Regions from separate parts of the Homo sapiens genome. Here region 2 is linked to region 1. The links are chromatin contacts, found by Hi-C in ENCODE. All regions are on one chromosome and are shown on one strand. Each heading gives the region's core, a stretch centred on a gene start or an enhancer-like site at or near the end of the contact. The rest is flanking DNA. Distances are from core to core; before and after follow the strand shown.

The links. A loop is a pair of places that touch in the nucleus more often than their neighbours do. Pooled maps may share reads with other maps.
Region 2: a loop to region 1 is called in a map of CD8-positive, alpha-beta T cell, with 17 times the contacts of the local background. The contact joins two enhancer-like sites. A Hi-C loop is called at or near these places in 1 of 168 maps with a recorded cell type or tissue (CD8-positive, alpha-beta T cell), 2 of 37 single-sample maps with no recorded cell type and 1 of 50 pooled maps.

Annotation. Positions count from the first base shown.
Region 1 is chr1:24,416,505-24,420,972 of GRCh38, reverse strand. It overlaps NIPAL3 (NIPA like domain containing 3), which reads right to left. Exons shown (of 12, transcript NM_020448.5): 2 at 1,333-1,682. The coding sequence starts at 1,425. Among named protein-coding and RNA genes, the nearest start is that of NIPAL3, 2.9 kb to the right of the region's middle. RefSeq lists an enhancer at 1,190-2,389. Within about 2 kb of position 1,837, at least 10 of the 41 ENCODE cell types and tissues checked have a DNase peak (open chromatin) inside an H3K27ac peak, as active enhancers do.
Region 2 is chr1:24,913,504-24,918,225 of GRCh38, reverse strand. All of the region lies in intron 3 of RUNX3 (RUNX family transcription factor 3), which reads left to right. Among named protein-coding and RNA genes, the nearest start is that of MIR6731, 3.6 kb to the left of the region's middle. RefSeq lists an enhancer at 3,231-3,746. Within about 2 kb of position 2,650, at least 4 of the 41 ENCODE cell types and tissues checked have a DNase peak (open chromatin) inside an H3K27ac peak, as active enhancers do.

The DNA of each region.
Region 1 (4,468 bases), core at 588-3,087:
ATTTAGGAACACTTAAATTTGTCATTAAAATCCCCTTGTTAAAAAAGGTGCATTCCCTTTGACCTATTCGTTGTACCTATATGACTATATCTAAGGAAAGGATCAGAGATCAGCACAGAGATTTACACTCCAGGATGTTCATGGTTTACAGCCACTCCAGATTAGAGACAGCCTGAATATCCAGCAATGAGGATCTGTTGAGCAAATTTTGACACAGCAGCTCAACGGATTATTGGGCAATCATTCGAAAAGTATGCTTTCAGTCACTACTTGATGACATGGGGAAATATTCCACAAGTAAGGTCAAGTTAAACAACCAAGATACAAAACTTTATGTGCAATGTGACCCCAAATTTATAATACTAGAAAAAAACAAGGAGATATACTGAAATCCGAATGAAAATTATCTCCAAGTAATGGAGTAGGTGATATACATACATACCTATATATATATATACTTTTTTTTTGGCATCAGGGTCTTGCTCTGTCACCCAGGCTAGAGTGCAGTGGTGCAATCATAGCTCACAGCACCCTCAAACTACTCTTAGGCTCAAGCAATCCTCCCGTCTCAGCCTCCTGAGTAGTTAGGACTACAGGCACATGCCACCACACCTGGCTAATTTTCAATTGTTTTGTACAGGCGGGGTATCACTATGTTGCCCAGGCTGGTTTCAAACTTCTGGCCTCAAGAGATCCTCCCGCCTTGGCCTCCCAACGTGCTGGAATTACAGCCATGAGCCACCACAACTGGCCCAGAGTAGGTGATTTTTTAAAAATCAAATCTTCTAAGTGGGAATGCATTCCTTTTATTCTATACCTTTTATGGTGTTTCTCTGCCTCCCTATTTTTATGTATTTTAATGAGCATCTCTTTTTTTTTTTTTTTTCCTTTTGAGACAGAGTCTCACTCTGTCACCAGGCTGGATAACAGCGGCACCATCTCAGCTCACTGCAACCTCCACCTCCTTGGTTCAAGTGATTCTCCTGCCTCAGCTTCCCGAGTAGCTGGGACTACAGGTGGGCACCACCACGCCCAGCCAATCTTTGTGTTTTTAGTAGAGACGGGGTTTCACCATGCTGGCCAGAATGGTCTCAATCTCTTGACCTCGTGACCCGCCCACCTCCCAAAGTGCTGGGATTACAGGTGTGAGCCACCACTCCCGGCCCATCTCTTGTCTTTTGCTTACACATTCCCTTGTCTGTGTGAAGAGCCTGCCTGTTTCTACCAGTGACAGGCATGCAGACCCCATACATATCTGTTAGCCAATGCAGAGCACTGTGTAACTTCCTTGCTAGGAAAATACAAATTCCCAAACCCCAAAAAAGCCCTTGCCTTGTAGGAGAAGGAGGCCTCGCTTACGGCGCTGGAGCTACTTGTGGGAGGCAGCTGCTGCAGCTTCAGGGCTGCGCTGTGGGATCCGTCCATGGTGGTCTAGTGGCGCATCCCACAGGGCCTGGCCTAGGAGGTGGAGCTGCTGCTAGGCGGGGCCCAGGCCAGATGCCATCTCTCCTTGTGGTGTTCACCTCCCTCCAGCAGCCGTCACTTCCTCATGACAAAAGAATACTTCAAGGCTGTTTTGGCAGATTTACAGCCTTCTCCTCAGCTTCACTCAGAGAAGTGCCAATTTCCGTGGCTCTCCCAGGCAGACAGAGAGGGGTGTGTTTTCCAGTTCTTGCGGTGCTCTAGGGTGGTGGAGAGGAACATTAAAAATGCATGGACAAGGAAACACTGAGCCCAGCTTTGTTATCTGAGAAGAGAATACCATTCAGATAAAACGTAACCGGCCATGACAAGTGAGTCCATTAAAAAAATTCTTCAAAATTCAATTCTAGCAGTTAAAAACAAGTCCTATCATGCCTTTGTCCTCCCCTTAATACAAACCTGACTCATCTATCTCAAAAGCTTTCTCCCTGGCCCTTAATGTTCCCTTTCCTCCTCCACTCTGCTTCCTTCCTCCCATCGCACCCTAACTTAAATCCTCCCTTTTTCCATAGCTCTTGAGCACAAGAAGTAGAATACTAACTTCTCCAGGTCTCAAAAAAAAAAAAAAAACAATTCCACTACCACGAAAAGGGAACTATTTAAGTTTCAGCTTAGGAAGAAAAGAATCAGAAGAAAAGCTACATCCATGGAAAACAGAAGAACTGGCCTGCTACCGAGGATTGGCCTGACACAGGTGAGGTGACACTGGTCTCGGAGGTGGAAAACCTGTGTGACCAGGTAACTCTGCCTCTCAGAGATTCAGTTGCCTCCTCTGTAAAGTGGGGGTAATAATGTGGCCTCAAATAAACCCAGCAATGATGAGAATCCCTACTAATTTCATCGGACTTATATTTTCAGTGCTTCCCGAACTTTTCCTTTTTTTGGAGACAGAATCTCACTCTGTCATCCAAGCTGGAGTGCAGTGGCACAAACATGGCCTCAAGCTGGGCTCAAGCAATCCTCCCTCAGCCTCCCAAGTAGCTGGGACCTCAGACGCGTGCCACAAGGCCTGGCTAATTTTTTTGTAGAGACAGGGTTTCGCCATGTTATCAGGCTGGTCTTGAACTCTTAGGCTCAAGCAGTCCACTTGCCTCAGCCTCCCAAAGTGCTAGGATTACAGGTGTGTGCCACTTCTCAAAATTTGCTACCAAACAGAGAAGAGAAAGTATACTTCTAGTGTCCTAGGAGGCATGGCCAAAACCCTGCTTAAAAGTGTTAGGGTTTTCTTTGAGGACTTTTTATACATTTTTTAGAAATGTATTCTACTGCATAGTCTATGTTTATTTTAATAGAAAAATGTTTTAAATTGCTTTTGATGTGCCATGTGCTACCTGTTTTACCTTTGCCAGGTCATTTAACTTTTCAGCCAGTTTCTCCAGCTGTGAAATATAGATAATAATGTTCCCACTCCACATGGCAGTCATGAGAATTTGATGAAATCATACATGTAAAATGCAGGCATAGCAAATGGTCCATGAATGTGAGCTGCTGTTAAGATTAATTTTATTCTCTCCTGTTTAATTATTTATTTTGTCCATTCCTTTCTCTCTCATGCATTCATCCAACAAATATTTACTGAGGGCTCACTGTGAGCTAAACAATTTCTGCCACTCCCTGAGGCTTCAGAGAGCTGCCTCCTGTGTATCCTGTAGCTTCCAGTTCCTTCTGCTATCCGGCCCTAGGCCCAGGAATTCTGGTTCATGGTGTGGACAGCACATACATATGTGATAAGGGGAACACCATGTCCAGTCCTGGGATACAACAAATGCAGGTTTAGCATAGGGACAGCTACAGAAACCATTTGGCTTGGTTTCACTTTGTCAGAGGGCCTCAGGATGAAATTATTGCTACTACCTGCAGACGAGGTTATATATCCAATATACAGACATGAGATGTAAGCATTCACCGGGTAACTTTATCAGGTAATTCACATCCCATAGCTAGACTTCCCTGCCTGTAAAACCCTATGAATATGTGTTTGCAATCTTGTGGAAAGCATAATTGTTCACTATACTTTCACGTACATGTGAAAAGCATTATTGTGTTACATTTCTGTAAAAATGTTTTAGCATTTGTAATAATCATAAGAGCCTTAAGAGTGGCTCAGGGTTCTTTCTACCTCTGAGAGGCCCCGGGAAGCATTCAACCATGAAGCAGTCATGGAGTTGAGGAGCGCAAACTCCAGTGAGGTGTTTGCGGAATACCCTGTTCAGTTGCTCCCAGCTGAGATCTAGCCCAGAGCCTGACAGTGACTTCTATACATACCAACCAACTGACTAAATGAGATCTAGCCCAGAGCCTGACAGTGACTTGTATACATACCAACCGACTGACTAAATGCAGGCTGGTTAAGCACTGGGTGCACTGTGGCCCCTTCGCAGTCAAGAATGCCTTTCTAAGGCCTAATCAACCACAACTCCAGAGCTTCAACAAGCAGATATACTCAGCCCCACCCACAGGAGGTCAGAGAAAGCCAACAGACCTTAGCGACATGTCAATCAAGGGAGTGGTGGGAACCCAGGCCTCCTAACATCCTTCAGAGTAGTTTGCCCAAGTGCTTTTCTGGTTTTGCTTTTGTTTGTGGTGGTTGGCATTGCTGTGGTTTAATTTTTCTTTTAAAAAGCAGCTTCCCTCTCTGCCTCAGGAACTCGCAGGCCTCTGAAGCATCGCCTGCAAAGATTGAAGGCTCTCCCTCAGCTGGGTGGGAGTCCGGACTGAAAGCCTGGAGGAACCCTTTGCAAGCTGTACTCCCTTATAAGACACATACTTTTCACCTGGTGACTCTCTTTTCCTGATTTCGAAGCATTTCTTCAGGACCTACATATGCCCGAGAGGCAAGCAGTCACCTCTGCGTTGTCAACCACCCCACAATTAGAGCACGTGGTCACTGACCCAAGGAAGGAATGAGAATTCACTAGGTGCTCTGCTTCCATTCCCACCCCGTTTATCTCGATGACGGATTTCACCAATCCCACAGAGCACGTTT
Region 2 (4,722 bases), core at 1,401-3,900, 500 kb before region 1:
GCCCTGGGCTGGCCCCTCCCTTCTTGGGAGTCAGCTGGGCCTGACACCCCATCATCCAATTCCTGGGCCCATCCCAGCATCTGGCCACTTGGGAAAGGCTTGGAGCTGAGTCCAGCAGCCCTGGAAGAGTTTCCCTCCAGGGCTCTCAGGGTCACCTCTGCCAGCCCTGAGCCCCGGCACGCATCCTCAGGCCTGCACCGTCAGCTCCCAGCCAGCACTTGCCCTGGCCACACTCCTGCTGGTTCCCTCCTGCTGAGATCAGACATAGACCAGCCCATGCCCTTGGCCTTGGGCTTCATGACCCTAGGCAAGTCATGTCTTCTTTGTGGCCTCAGTTTTGTCATCTGAGAACTGGATCAGTGACTCCAGGAGTCTCAAGGTGGTGATGGCTGGGAAGCCCTCATGAGCCATAGACCACCATGGTGTAGAGAGCAGTTTCCAAGCCAGCCTTCCTGGCTGTGGGTCCTTGGGCTAGTCATCTCCGTGCCTCAGTTTCCTGAACTGAAAAATGATATTCGCACAAGCAGCTACCTCATGATGCTATTGCGAGGAAACAGTGGCTTAATCTATAGAAAGCACTTAGCGGTGGGGGTTAGCAAGGGATCCGTCACTTTAGCCAGGGCTGTTATCTGCAGTGTGACCTAGGGCAAGTCACTGACCTCTCTGGGCCTCAGCTCCCTCCTCCATGAAGTGTGATGATGCCACCCACCCTGCGGACCTGGAGATCAGGGGCGACATGTGGACAGCACGTGGCCGTAGCACAGAGGGGTCCCATGAGTCACTGGGTCCGCAGCGTTTTGTCGTCCTCAGTACCCAGCCCCCTTCCTGCACTCCCACCACCACCATTAGTCAACGGTGAGCTCTCTCATGGGCAGCAGCTGGGTGGCTGCCTTGGTAATAGAGGTGCAGGTATCAAGTCTCCATTGAAGGAGGTGGCAGCCCTGCCCTATGTCTCCAGGGGCAGGGTCAGCATGGACAGGAGCCTCAGTTGGGCTCTGGGTGGGGATGCGGCACTCAGAAGCCACTCCAGAAAGAGGGGAGCCACTCCAGAAAGAGGGAGGCACGGGACGGGGTCTTGACGCTTGGTGGGAAGATCCAAGGGACCGGGCAAGGTTGGCCCCTCTGAGAGCCCTCCATGCTCAGCCCAGCCCACCCCAGAGCCGCCCACTCTGCCCTGCTGGGACCCCTGGATGAGCATGGAGACTCAGCCCTGCCTGTGGGAGATTCCAGCAGAATCCCCTGCCTGCTCTTCCCTGCCTGGGTCTCCCAGACCTGAGATGGCCCCTTCTGGGGTGAGCTGGAAGGTAAATGCGTGGCTCAGGACGAGGCAACAAGAGGGAGGGACAGAGGCTGGGCCTGGAGACCCACGGCGTCAGAAGCCAGGCTTGCTGCACCACCTGAGACAGGTGACCTCCCTCTCTGGGCCCCGGCAGCGGCTGGATCAGTGGTTTTATTTACAGAACAGAGCAGAGATGGAGTCGGGGGGCAGTCTACTAGGTCCCCCATCCTTAGGACCTGCCTGTTCCTGTCCCTGGCATATCCTGGCCCTGAGATCAGGTCCCCCCCCATACCCTGGGTTGCAGCCCCACTCCTTTGTCTTTGGCCCTGGACAAATCCTTGGCCTTTCGGGTCCTCAGCGTCCCCATCTGTAAGAGTGAAGGGACCAGCTCAGCGGCTCCTGGTCACTGAGCAACCCCCTCCCTTGCGTCAGGCCCTGTGCAAAGTCCCCAGTAACTGATCTCTTGGGCAACCCCAGGAGAGGATAGAGGCCAGGGCGCAAAACCTTTTGCCCAAGGTGACTGTCAGCACACCCTGGGGGCTCCGACCCGGGGGCTGCGGGAAGTGAGGGCCACTTGGAAGGGCCTTTTCACCTCAGTGTGCTCAGCTGTCAAATGGATGGTATTGGTGTCTGCCTAGGGGAGTCGCTGTGAAGGTTGACTGAGTTTACCGGGGCCTGGCCCCAGGAAGTGCCCCCACAACCTTCACAGGTTGTTACAGGCCTTTTGTGCTCCTGGACTTCCTTTCCCGGCTTTTTTCCTGTTTTGCCACCTCCGACCCTCTGAAATCTGAGCCCGCTGTGGGGTGAAGTGGGAGTAGGGGCTGGTCCTGGGAGCCAAGGACTGGGAATCTGTAGATCCCTGAGGCCGGCTGTGGGTTCTGTGGCCGGGTCGTTCCCCTCTGGTGCCCTGCAGAGCGTGCCCGGCCTGCAGCCAGGTGGCCAGCTGGGTTTGAAGGCTGGCTTGGTGGCTTCCTGCCTGTGTGGCCTCGGTTTCTGAGGTTCTCAGTGCTGGTGTCCCTCAGAGTCACTGGGGGCTGGTTAAGAAGCAGGTTGCTGAGCCAGGTCCAGGATCCCAGCAGGAGGGGCGGTGACACCTGGCAAGTCTGGCATGGACCACGGTGGGGGAAAGGCCCTCACGCCCCCCTAGCCTGTGCCCGTTACCCCCTGCCCTCCCTCCCACATCCTGCTCTGGCCACCCTGGTATCCTGGCTGGTCTTTGAACTTGCCAGGGACACTCCTGCCTCGGGGGCCTTTGCACTGCTCTTTTTTCTATCTGGAACACTCCTCCCCGGACACCCCCAGATGCATGGCACACTCCTTCACACCCTAAAGCCTCTGCACTTCTCAGCAGCCCGCCTGTTTCAAGTGGCACACACACAGCCTTCCTCACCTCTCCCCCTTTTCCTTCCTGGCTTTAAGGTTACCCCGAGCACTTACCACTACCACCTTCTAAGGTGCTATCTAGTCCGATAGTTTGTTTCATTTGTTATTCATTTCTCCCATTTTGTTTTGTTTTGTTTTTTGAGATGGAGTCTTGCTCTGTTGCCCAGGCTGGAGTGCAGTGGCAAGATCTCGGCTCACAGCAACCTCCGCCTCCCAGGTTCAGGAGATTCTCTTGCCTCAGCCTCCCTAGGAGCTGGGATTACAGGCACACGCCACCACACCCAGCTAATTTTTGTATTTTTAATAGAGACAGGGTTTCACCATGTTGGCCAGGCTAGTCTTGAACTCCCGACCTCAAGTGATCCGCCCACCTCAGCCTCCCAAAGTGCTGGGACTACAGGCGTGAGCCACCGCACCCGGCCCCCTGTTGTTTATGCTCTACAAGGGCAGAGTTCTTTGCTCTGGTTTGCCAGGCCCTGGTATAGCTAGACCCTGAGAATGTGGGCAGGAGCCCTTCACAGCTGCTCCATAAATCGTTGATGAATAAGCAAATGATTCATTAATGTCATTTCGGGTAGTAGGAAGTCCTATGAAGAAAAACAAAGCTGGGAGAAGGAGTGGAGCGTGCAAGGGATGGAACAAGGGATGGGGCGGGGAGGCCTCCTGAAGAGGTGACCTTTGAGCAGGGGCCTGAAGTGAGCAGCCAGCAGAGTGTGGCTGCCGAGGGTTTGGCGTGGGCAGGAGAAGTGACCCTGAGCCCGCAGTTGGGCCTTTGAAGGCCTTAGAGTTTCTGTAGTTTCTTCCTGGGCTGAGGAGAGGCAGCTGCTCCAGGTCCCTGGCTCCCAAGATCCCCACAACCCCCAGGAGTGTCTCCTGCGCTAGGGGCAGGGCTAGCGGAGTCTGCCCAGCAGGAGGGAAGGGGTTAACCACAGACCTCCTGGGTTCTCCTAATCAACCCCAGGCCTCTGGAAGCCCCACTTGCAGCCCTGGGAGGGAACCGCTCGCCTCCCTGCCCGCTGGCCCCCGGCCAGCCCGTTTCCCTGCCCAGCCACCGACCCGGCTTTCATCTGCTCACAGGGGGCCGATTCACAGCAGACCACCCCAGGCCCGGCACCCGCCTGCGATTCCGCGAGGCTGTTAAGAGTCGGGTGTAAATCTCCTGACAGGCCGCAGAGCCGGCCTCGGGCCCGGCGCCCCACCCTGCTGCTGGGTAGACAGTGGCTGCTGTGTCTGGGTCACAGCCGCACCAGGCGGCCAAGAAGGCTGCCGAGTGGCTTCAGATGGGTGACGGGCCTGGTCATTGGAGCCCACACTGTCCCCAGCAGACGATGCTGTTCCTGTGGCCCTGCCCGACTCTGCTTTTCCCAAGAGGCTGAACACTGAGCTGGCCTCTTGCCAGCTGGACCTTACGGCCAGGTGACCCAGCTCTTCTCTCATGGAGGTCTTGGGAAGCGATGACCTTAGCAGCTGAGCTCCATGTGTGACCTTTCCAGGTTTGAATCTCAGGGGTGCCACACACCGTGTGACCTTGACCGTGTGCCTCCACTTTTCCATCTGTAAAACGGGGGTGATAGTCACAGCCTGTCAGAGGGATATGACCCTTGGAGACGACATGCATGGCCCCCCTTGCACAGTGCCCGGCACATCATGGATGCCTGCTAAAATGGTTGCCACTCCTATGACAGGGGCTTGTGTTGGGCCTGCATGGAGGCAAGGGGGTAACCCTGATGGTCTCTTGGTTCCCCCAGAAGCATCAGGTACCTGGCGGGGGTAGGACCCCAGGCTGGCCAGGCTGGTGGTGGGGAAGGATTCCCTGGGGACAGTGGTAAAGGAGCTGCCAACCCAGAATCCAGCCCTGGTCCTCTAGCTCCCACACTGCGTGACCCTGGTGAGTCCCCAGACTGGCTGGGGCCCAGCATTCCTGCTCCCACTTTGGCCTTTATCATATGCCTGTGAGGTGGGTCACCCCCACTGCACAGACGCATCAGAGAGGAGCTGTTTGCCTAGGAGCAGATGGCCAAGTCAGAATGGGAACCCAGAACACCTTCCTCAAAGGCCAA